2 separate regions of the Homo sapiens genome follow, and region 2 is linked to region 1. A link is a loop called in an ENCODE intact Hi-C map of the cell type or tissue named here. Cell type or tissue: B cell. All regions are shown on one strand. Each heading gives the region's core, and the rest is flanking DNA. Links, peaks and the distances in the headings are about the cores only. Region 1 overlaps GMFB (glia maturation factor beta). Region 2 has its middle 18 kb from the start of CDKN3.

Region 1 (4,396 bases), core at 104-4,103:
TGCTGGGATTACAGGCGTGAGCCACTGTGCCCGGCCCGGGGTCTGGTTTTATTCTGCATATAGCTATCTGGTTTTCCCAGCACCATTTATTGGAGAGAGTGTCCTTTCCCCAGTGTATGTTTTTGGCATCATTGTCCAAAATGAGTTGGCTATAAATGTGTAGATTTACTTCTGGGTTCTCTATTCTGTTTCATTGGCCTGTGTGTGTGGTTTTATGCCAGGATCATGCTGTTTTGGTAACTATTGTTTTGTAGTATATTTTGAAGTACTGCTTTGTTCTTTTTGCTGAGGGTTGCTTTGGCTATTCACAGTCTTTTGTGGCTCCTTACAAATTTTAGGATCTTTTCTCTCTTGCTTTTAAGAATGTCATTGGTATTTTGATGGGGATTGCATTGAATCTGTAGATCACTTTGGGTTAGTATGGACATTTTAACAATATTATGTCTTGTAATCCATGAGCTTGGAATCTTTCCATTTTTGTATGTTCTCTTCAATTTCTTTCATCTGTGTTTTATAATTTTCATTGTAGAGATCTGTCACTTCTTTGGTTAAATTTATTCCTAAATTTTTTATAGCTATTGTAAGTGAGATTGCTTTCTTGATTTCTTTTTCAGATTGTTTCCTGTTGTTGTATATAAATGCTACTGATTTTTGTATGTTGATTTTGTATCCTAAACTTTACTGAAATCATTTATCAGTTCTAATAGTTTTTTTTTTAATGGAGTCTTTAGCTTTTTCTAAATATAAGATCATGTTGTCATAAACAAGGATAATTTGACTTCTTTTTTTCTAACTTGGATGTCTTTTATTTCTTTCTCTTCCCTAACTGCTCTGGCTAGGACTCCCAGTACTATGTTGAATAAAAGTGGTACAATTGGGCATCCTTGTTTTACTCCAGAACTTAGAGTAAAGGCTTTCAGTTTTTCCCCATTTAGTATGCTGTCAGCTGTGGGTTTGTCATATATGGCCTTTATTGTTTTGAGGTGTGTTCTTTCTATACCCAATTTGTTGAGGGTTTTTATCATGAAAGGATGTTGAATTTTATCAAATGTTTTTTCAGCATCTCTTGAAATGATACGATTTTTGTTATTCTGTTAATGTAATGTATCACATTTATTGATTTGCCCATGTTGAACCATTCTTACATCCCTGGGATAATCCCACTTGATCACGGTGAATGATCTTTTTAATGTGTTGTTGCATCTGGTTTTCTAGTATTTTGTTAAGGATTTTTGCATCTATGTTCATCAAGCATATTGACCTATAGTTTTTTTTTGTTGTTGTATACTTGTCTGGTTGTGGTATCAGGGTAATGCTGTTCTTGTAGAATGAGCTTGGAGGTATGTTCTCCCCTTCAATTTTTTTGAATAGTTTGAGTAGAAGTGGTGTTTTAAATCTTTGGTAGAATTCAGCAGTGAAGCCCTCAGATCCTGAGTTTTTCTTTGATGGGAGACTTTATTACTGTTTCAGTCTCATTACTCATTATTGGTTTGTTCAGGTTTTCTATTTCTTCATGGTTGAGTCTTGGTAGATTGTGTGTGTCCAAGAATTTATCCATTGCTTCCAGGTTTTCCATTTTGTTATAGTGTTCATAATAGTCTCTAATGATTCTTTGTATTTCTGTGGTATCAATCGCAATGTTTCTTTTTGTCTCTGCTTTTATTTCTTTTGCACATTCTTAGTAGCTCCTTTTTATATCTCTATAATCATTTAATTATAATATAAAATATTATTGGTCTTTACTCTTATGGGGTTTTTAACACTTTTGTTGCTTATATTTTTTTTCCCCTGTAATTGTGAGGACAAAAAATAATTTATTAATTCTAAGTATAATCAGATTATTTTCTTGTTCTTCCTTCACTGTGTAAAAATAGTATGCTTGACTCCCTTTCTAACAGCAGACAGTGATTCTTGACTTTCCCCATATTCTTCCCTTCCTCTCCAGTTCTGATGACATTGCACATTATTATGTGTGTGGTTTTTGAGACATTCATTAGCCAAAGAGAAAGTTAAAATATACCTTACATATATGAGATGAACAAATTTGTAGGATTAAGCAATGTAGATCCAAAGGTTGGTTGATTTTAAAGTTCTTTTAAGTGTTCATGTATTTAATGCTTTCACTTAATTGACATTTGTGAATGTCAGTATGCATTATAAAGGTATTAGGTTTCATAACTTTAACATGTACATATATTGAAGTCATGGCATTTTATGTGTGTTTTTTTTCTTTTATAGAGTGAGTCTTTGGTTGTTTGTGATGTTGCCGAAGATTTAGTGGAAAAGCTGAGAAAGTTTCGTTTTCGCAAAGAAACGAACAACGCTGCTATTATAAGTAAGCTAAAAGTGATTGCCTCAAAGTTACATGGTCTTAATTTGTTTTTAATCTTGTAGCTACATTGAATGAACTGAACCGTTGGAAAGCAATGTTACTTCCTCTGTTTCATTTCCCCACCACCACCTTTAGATCACTTTAAAAAATAAGTAACAGCTAATTCTAATGTCACAGAACAGAGGTGGATTGTCCCACCTCCCCCATAGTCCTTTTATCAGCTGCCTGTACAGCTCTGGAGAAGGCGGTCGTCTTGGTCCTTGGGTAATGAGGATTCCCATCTGCAGTGACCCATCCAACCCATCCTTCTTGGGGGACTAAAAATAGCCTGGCCATTCATCCTCAAATAGAAACCTTTGCCTACACCTAAAATGACAAAGTTCAGCATTGTGTACATAGTGACTTTGGGCATTATTCCAGTTGTAGATTTGAACTCTGGTTTCAGGAAGAGTACTTTTAAGTGGCACTGGCACTATCTTCTGAAAATGGAAAAAGTGATTTGCATATTGCTCCTCCCACTGTGAGCTATATCTGACATTATGCAGATTTCCCTTGTATTCATAGGCAGTATTTAATATGTAGGTAGTGATTTAGAAAGATGAGGAAAGGATGAGGGGGTGAAAATGTAAAACTCTAGAGACCATGCTTAACAGAGATGCATCTGGCAGATGTGATTTAATCAGAGGTCATGACAACTTGTCATGAATTCTGATTTCATTATAAATAAATACTGCAATGTCGACATATGGTTCTTAAAAGTGAAAAAAAAATAAAAGTGAAAATGTGTGTTAGTGCCATTTACTGCAAAAGCTGAAACTATTTGAGATTACATTATATCTCACAAGATTTACTATCAAATTGGTGCAAAACCAAACATGGTCAACTTTGCCAGACTAACAGGAAAGGATAGAGGCATAGAGTATCTAAACTTATTTTGATTTAGCTTTGGATTACATTAGATATATTTGAATGTAGATATCACTTCTATTTGGTTATTCACTTTCTTAGAATAATGATACCGTGCCATGAAATCCTGACCTTGGAGAAGCCAGGAATTTTGAGGTTTCTCTATTTTGATCCCCGATCAGGCACTTTTTCCCTTGCAGTTCTGACCATGTTGCATATAGACCAATCAGTTACAGTTACCCTTTCAGGCTTTTTCTTATTATCTAGAAGTTGGATTTGAGTTACAAAGTTCTTTCATATACACAGGAAATGTAAGAAATTAACAGCAAGTTCTAAATAAGCAAATTAGGTACTGGGAATTATGGGTAAAAGCTTTTAAAAGCTGACAGCTTGAAAAGCAAAGCTAGCTAATAAACCGTAAACTAAAACTGTGAATTAGTTATATGCTTCTGTTTCTTGATGTTTTAATTTTAGATGTCCGAAAAAAAAGGCTGAGATTGTGTGGGTTGGGCAGATCAGGGTCACATTAGAATCCCAGCTTACTCATACTTGATTTTTATTTTAGTGAAGATTGACAAGGATAAACGCCTGGTGGTACTGGATGAGGAGCTTGAGGTTTGTTCAATGAACTAAATACAATTTTATAGTTAAGTAATTATTATTTCTCAAAAGATGCTATATTAGTTACATATGCTTCTAAAACGAATCTTGAACCTCCTTTAAATACATGCTCATTATGCATAAAAGCATGTGCTAATTGTGTAGTTTGTGATATTGCTAATTTAACTACCTTGTTTAAAAGCATTAGTGAAGTCCAGTGTAATAAGTGGTATAAGTTGGGGTCATATACTGAGTAAGAAGTGAGTCAACTTTGTAACTTGCTTCTAAGTTGCTTGACTAGTACTTAAAACCTGAAACCCTACAATTTAAATATCTGGTTTGTCAAATTAAGTAACTAGAGTAAAAAGAATTCAATTCTTTTTTCTGAAATCAGACATTGTTTCTTTCCGCTAAGATACTGGCTTATGTCATTCAGTATTTCCTGACAGCTGGGACATAAGCATAGAATCTGTGCCTCCCAGCCCCATATTTACTTAATAAATGGAATGAAACCAAGTGGGCAGAAGGAGGCTTTGATTGGATTGAGAATTTAGTAAC
Region 2 (4,396 bases), core at 120-4,119, 100 kb after region 1:
CCAGCTTCATCCATGTCCTGCAAAGGACATCATTTGTTATGGCTGCATAGTATTCCATGGTGTATACGTGCCACATTTTCTTTATCTAGTCTATCATTGATGGACATTTGGGTTGGTTCCAAGTCTTCACTGTTGTGAACAGTGCTGCAATAAACATACGTCTGTATGAGTCTTTATAGTAGAATGATTTATAATCCTTTGGGTATATATCCAGTAATGGGATTGCTAGGTCAAATGGTATTTCTGCTTCTTGGTCCTTCAGGAATTGCCACACTGTCTTCCACAATGGTTGAACTAATTTACTTTCCCACCAACAGCTTAAAAGTGTTTGTATTTCTCCACATCCTTTCTGGCATCTGCTGTTTCCTGATTTTTTAATGATCGCCATTCTAACTGGCGTGAGATCTCATTGTGGTTTTGATTTGCATTTCCCTAATGACCAGTGATGATGAACCTTTTTCATACTTTTTGGCTGCATAAATGTCTTCTTTTGAGAAGTGTTTGTTCATATCCTTTGCCCACTTTTTGATGGAGTTGTTTTTTTCTTGTAAATTTAAGTTCTTTGTACATTCTGGATATTAGCCTTTTGTCAGATGGATAGATTGCAAAAAATTTTATCCCATTCTGTAGGTTGCCTGTTCACTCTGATGATAGTTTCTTTTGCTTTGCAGAAGCTCTTTAGTTTAATTAGATCCCATTTATCAATTTTGGCTTTTGTTGGAATTGCTTTTGGTGTTTTAGTCATGAAGCCTTTGCCCATGCCTATGTCCTGAATGGTATTGCCTAGGTTTTCTTGTAGGGTTTTTATGGTTTTAGGTTTTACATTTAAGTTTTTATCCATCTTGAGTTAATTTTTGTATAAGGTTTAAGGAAGGGGTCCACTTTCAGTTTTCTGTATATGACTAGCTAGTTTTCCCAACACCATTTATTAAATAGAAAATCCTTTCCCCATTGCTTGTTTTTGTCAGGTTTGTCAAAGATCAGATGGTTGTAGATGTATGGTGTTATTTCTGAGGCCTCTGTTCTGTTCCATTGGTCTATATATCTGTTTTGGCACCAGTACCATGCTGTTTTGGTTACTGTAGTCTTGTGGTATAGTTTGAAATCAGGTAGTGTGATGCCTCCAGCTTTGTTCTTTTTGCTTAGGATTGTCTTGGCTATGTGGGCTCTGTTTTGGTTTCATATGAAATTTAAAGTAGTTTTTTCTAATTCTGTGAAGAAAGTCACTGGTAGCTTGATGGGGATAGCATTGAATCTATAAATGACTTTGGGCAGTATGGCCATTTTCACGACATTGATTTTTTCCTATCCATGAGCATGGAATGTTTTTCCATTTGTTTGTGTTCTCTCTTATTTCCTTGAGCAGTGGTTTGTAGTTCTCCTTGAAGAGGTCCTTCACATCCCTTGTAAGTTGTATTCCTAGGTATTTTATTCTCTTAGTAGTAATTGTGAATGGGAATTCACTCACGATTTGGCTCTCTGTTTGTCTATTATTGGTGTATAGGAATGCTTGTGATTTTTGCACATTGATTTTATATCCTGAGACTTTGCTGAAGTTGCTTATCAGCTTAAGGAGTTTTTGGGCTGAGATGATGGGGTTTTCTAAATATACAATCATGTCATCTGCAAACAGAGACAATTTGACTTCCTCTCTTCCTATTTGAATACCATTTATTTCCTTCTTGTGCCTGATTGCCCTGGCCAGGAGTTCCAATACTATGTTGAATAGGAGTGGTAAGAGAGGGGACATCCTTATCTTGTGCTGATTTTCAAAGAAAATGCTTCCAACTTTTACCCACCCAGTGATATTGGCTGTGGGTTTGTCATAAATAGCTCTTATTATTGTCAGATACATTCTATCAGTGTATAGTTTATTGAGTTTTTAGCATAAAGGGGTGTTGAATTTTATTGAAGGCATTTTCTGCATCTATTGAGATAATCATGTGGTTTTTGTCGTTGGTTCTGTTTATGTGATGAATTACGTTTATTGATTTGCATATGTTGAACCAAGCGTGCATCCCAGGGGTGAAGCTGACTTGATCGTGGTGGATAAGCTTTTTGATGTGTTACTGGATTTGGCATTTGGAATAGTTAATATTTTTAACTCATCCAAAACCCACCTTTGGGTATTTTTGGTCCTTTTTTCCTCCGAGCTGGAGGAAAAAATGAAAACCAAAGGTATCACCCAAGCTGTACTATTTTCCCTTCTCACTTTAGCCACTGAAAATAGCCAGGTGATCCAGTGAGTGGGTCTCCTTTCTTGGGGGGAAGGATCTGTTATTTAAAAATTCCATGGGTAACTTTTAACTCACAACACTCAGCAGCCAGCTGCTGTTTAATATCATGGGCAACTTTACAACCTTCCAGCCATTAAGGGTTTGTCACCTCCTGTCCCTTAATCCTTCCTTTAACCAAAGAATGCATCTGTCATATTTCATTGAGTCAGAGTTGGTCTAGGGAATCCCACTTTTGACATGAAATATATGTCAGGGAGGTCCCTAAGACTACTTCCAGATTTGAGGATTCACTAGGATTGTCAGGATTCAGTATGCAGTTGCACGCATGGCTAGGAATTGTTAGAGTGAAAGGATACTGAGCAAATCAGCAAAAAGAAAGGGGCATGGGACAAAGTCTGGAGGAAACTAGGTTCAAGCATCCACGCATCCTCTCCCTGGGGAGTCACACAGGATGTGCTTAATTCCCTAAACAACGGGTTGTGACAACACGTGTGAAACTGATGCCAACAGGAGACAGGGAAATACTGGGTAGAAGAGGGCAGTTCCCTGGCAAAGGCCCCATCCTCAAGCCTGAATACCCACAGCCCTAAATGGGAACAGGCATTCCTGTTTTTGCACCCAAAAGTTGCCTTTTGGCCCTCCACGCCCCCCTATCCTGTACCCATATAAACCCCAAATCCCCAGCTCCAGAAGGAGACCAGGAGATGATCAGAGAGCCAGAAGGATGGCAGAATGGTGCAGCAGAGAGAAAAGAAAGAGCATCTGAATGCCGAGAGGAGTTCAACTGGGGTTGGTGGGAGAGGAGATCGGCTACCGGGTGGCGAAACTCCAGGGGAAGATCATCTTCCCACTTCATCCCCCTTGTAGCTCCCCATCCATCCCACTGAGAGCCCACCTCCACCACTCAATAAAACCTCTGCTTTCACCATCCTTCAAGTCTGTGTGTGACCCAGTTCTTCCAGGATGCTGGACAAGATCTCAGGATATAGAAAGCTGTCACATTGGCCCTCTGCCCTTGCAAAAAGGCAGAGGGTCTACTGAGCTGATTAACTCTTAAGCTATCCATGGACAGCAAGGCTAAAAGAGTGCACCGTAACACACACCCACTTGGGCTCCTGTACCTGTCCGTCTGCGTGCTCCCCCTCCTGTCAGGGGTTTGAGCAGCGGTGGTGACCGAACAGACAAGCCACACCCCTGTTGCCATCTGCAAGGGGGGTCAGGGAACTCTCCCATCTCAAAACGTTGTCTGTCAGGGAAACTCATTAGAGACTCGGTGACCAGGGTTTCTAGTGGGGGCTGATCATGCAGGCACCTTTGCCTGGCAGGTACTAAAATTTCAGACTCCCAGAAGGAAAGCAGATCTTCAGGATAAAAGTATTGTTTGCACAAAATATTTAGGTACAGTGAGGCTTTCTTATCAGAGATAGTGTTCTCTCTCCACAAATTCAAGTTTCCAGATACTAGCCAAGGGCAATCTTGCAAGCAGGTTTTTCTAAGGACAGCAGTATCAGGCTTGCTATGCTCTTTTCTGCACAGCATGATGTGGCAAAAAGTTCAAAAAGTTTTTGCCCAGTCAAGCTTGTCCTTGTTTCCCTCTTCTGTTACGATGAGAAAAACATGATTGATGTAGACCACTTATCTGAGGAGGAATATATGACATATAGGAAATAAAGCTGGGTCTCCAGCAGACCTCAGTCAAAATCAACCAATAACCCTAGGCATTCTCTGTACGTGAGGAGCTCAGCTGAGGCAGGTAGAGCTGTCCAGCTGAGTCCAGCTTAGGTAAGCTGACCCTCAGTCAATCCTTAGCTGACCCTTACATCTGTGAGAATAATTGTTTTAAGCCACTGTGTTTTGGGGTGGTTTGTGGCAGTAGCTAAATGATACACTAATTTAACACTCCCAATAGCACTATGAGGTAAATATTATTATTATTTTGGAGACGGGTTCTTACTCTGTTACCCAGGCTGGAGTGCAGTGGCATGATCTCAGCTCACTGCAACTTCTGCCTTCTGGGTGCAAGTGATTCTCCTGCCTTATTCTCCTGAGTAGCTGGGCCTATAGGCACGTGCCACCACTCCCAGCTAATTTTTGTATTTTTTTCCTTGCAGAGATGGGATTTCACCATTGTTGCCTAGGCTGGTCTCGAACTCCTGGGC

What was found. Hi-C counts contacts between places; a loop is a spot of excess contacts. Peaks named below come from ENCODE experiments on the same cell type or tissue, not always from the same donor. Only the 100,000 strongest peaks of a DNase experiment are listed, where the experiment ranks them.
Region 2: it touches region 1 in a loop (3-fold over the local background); 14 of 110 quality-filtered maps call a loop at or near these places.

The regions. Positions count from the first base shown.
Region 1 is chr14:54,481,610-54,486,005 of GRCh38, reverse strand. It overlaps GMFB (glia maturation factor beta), which reads left to right. Exons shown (of 7, transcript NM_004124.3): 2 at 2,239-2,335; 3 at 3,804-3,853. Among named protein-coding and RNA genes, the nearest start is that of GMFB, 5.2 kb to the left of the region's middle. RefSeq lists an enhancer at 2,281-2,360. In B cell, for the core only: no CTCF peak of the experiment used is centred there; a DNase peak (open chromatin) is centred at 2,435; H3K4me3 peaks cover 2,142 bases; H3K27ac peaks cover 4,000 bases.
Region 2 is chr14:54,376,712-54,381,107 of GRCh38, reverse strand. No RefSeq gene overlaps it. Among named protein-coding and RNA genes, the nearest start is that of CDKN3, 18 kb to the left of the region's middle. In B cell, for the core only: no CTCF peak of the experiment used is centred there; DNase peaks (open chromatin) are centred at 1,817 and 2,027; H3K27me3 peaks cover 452 bases.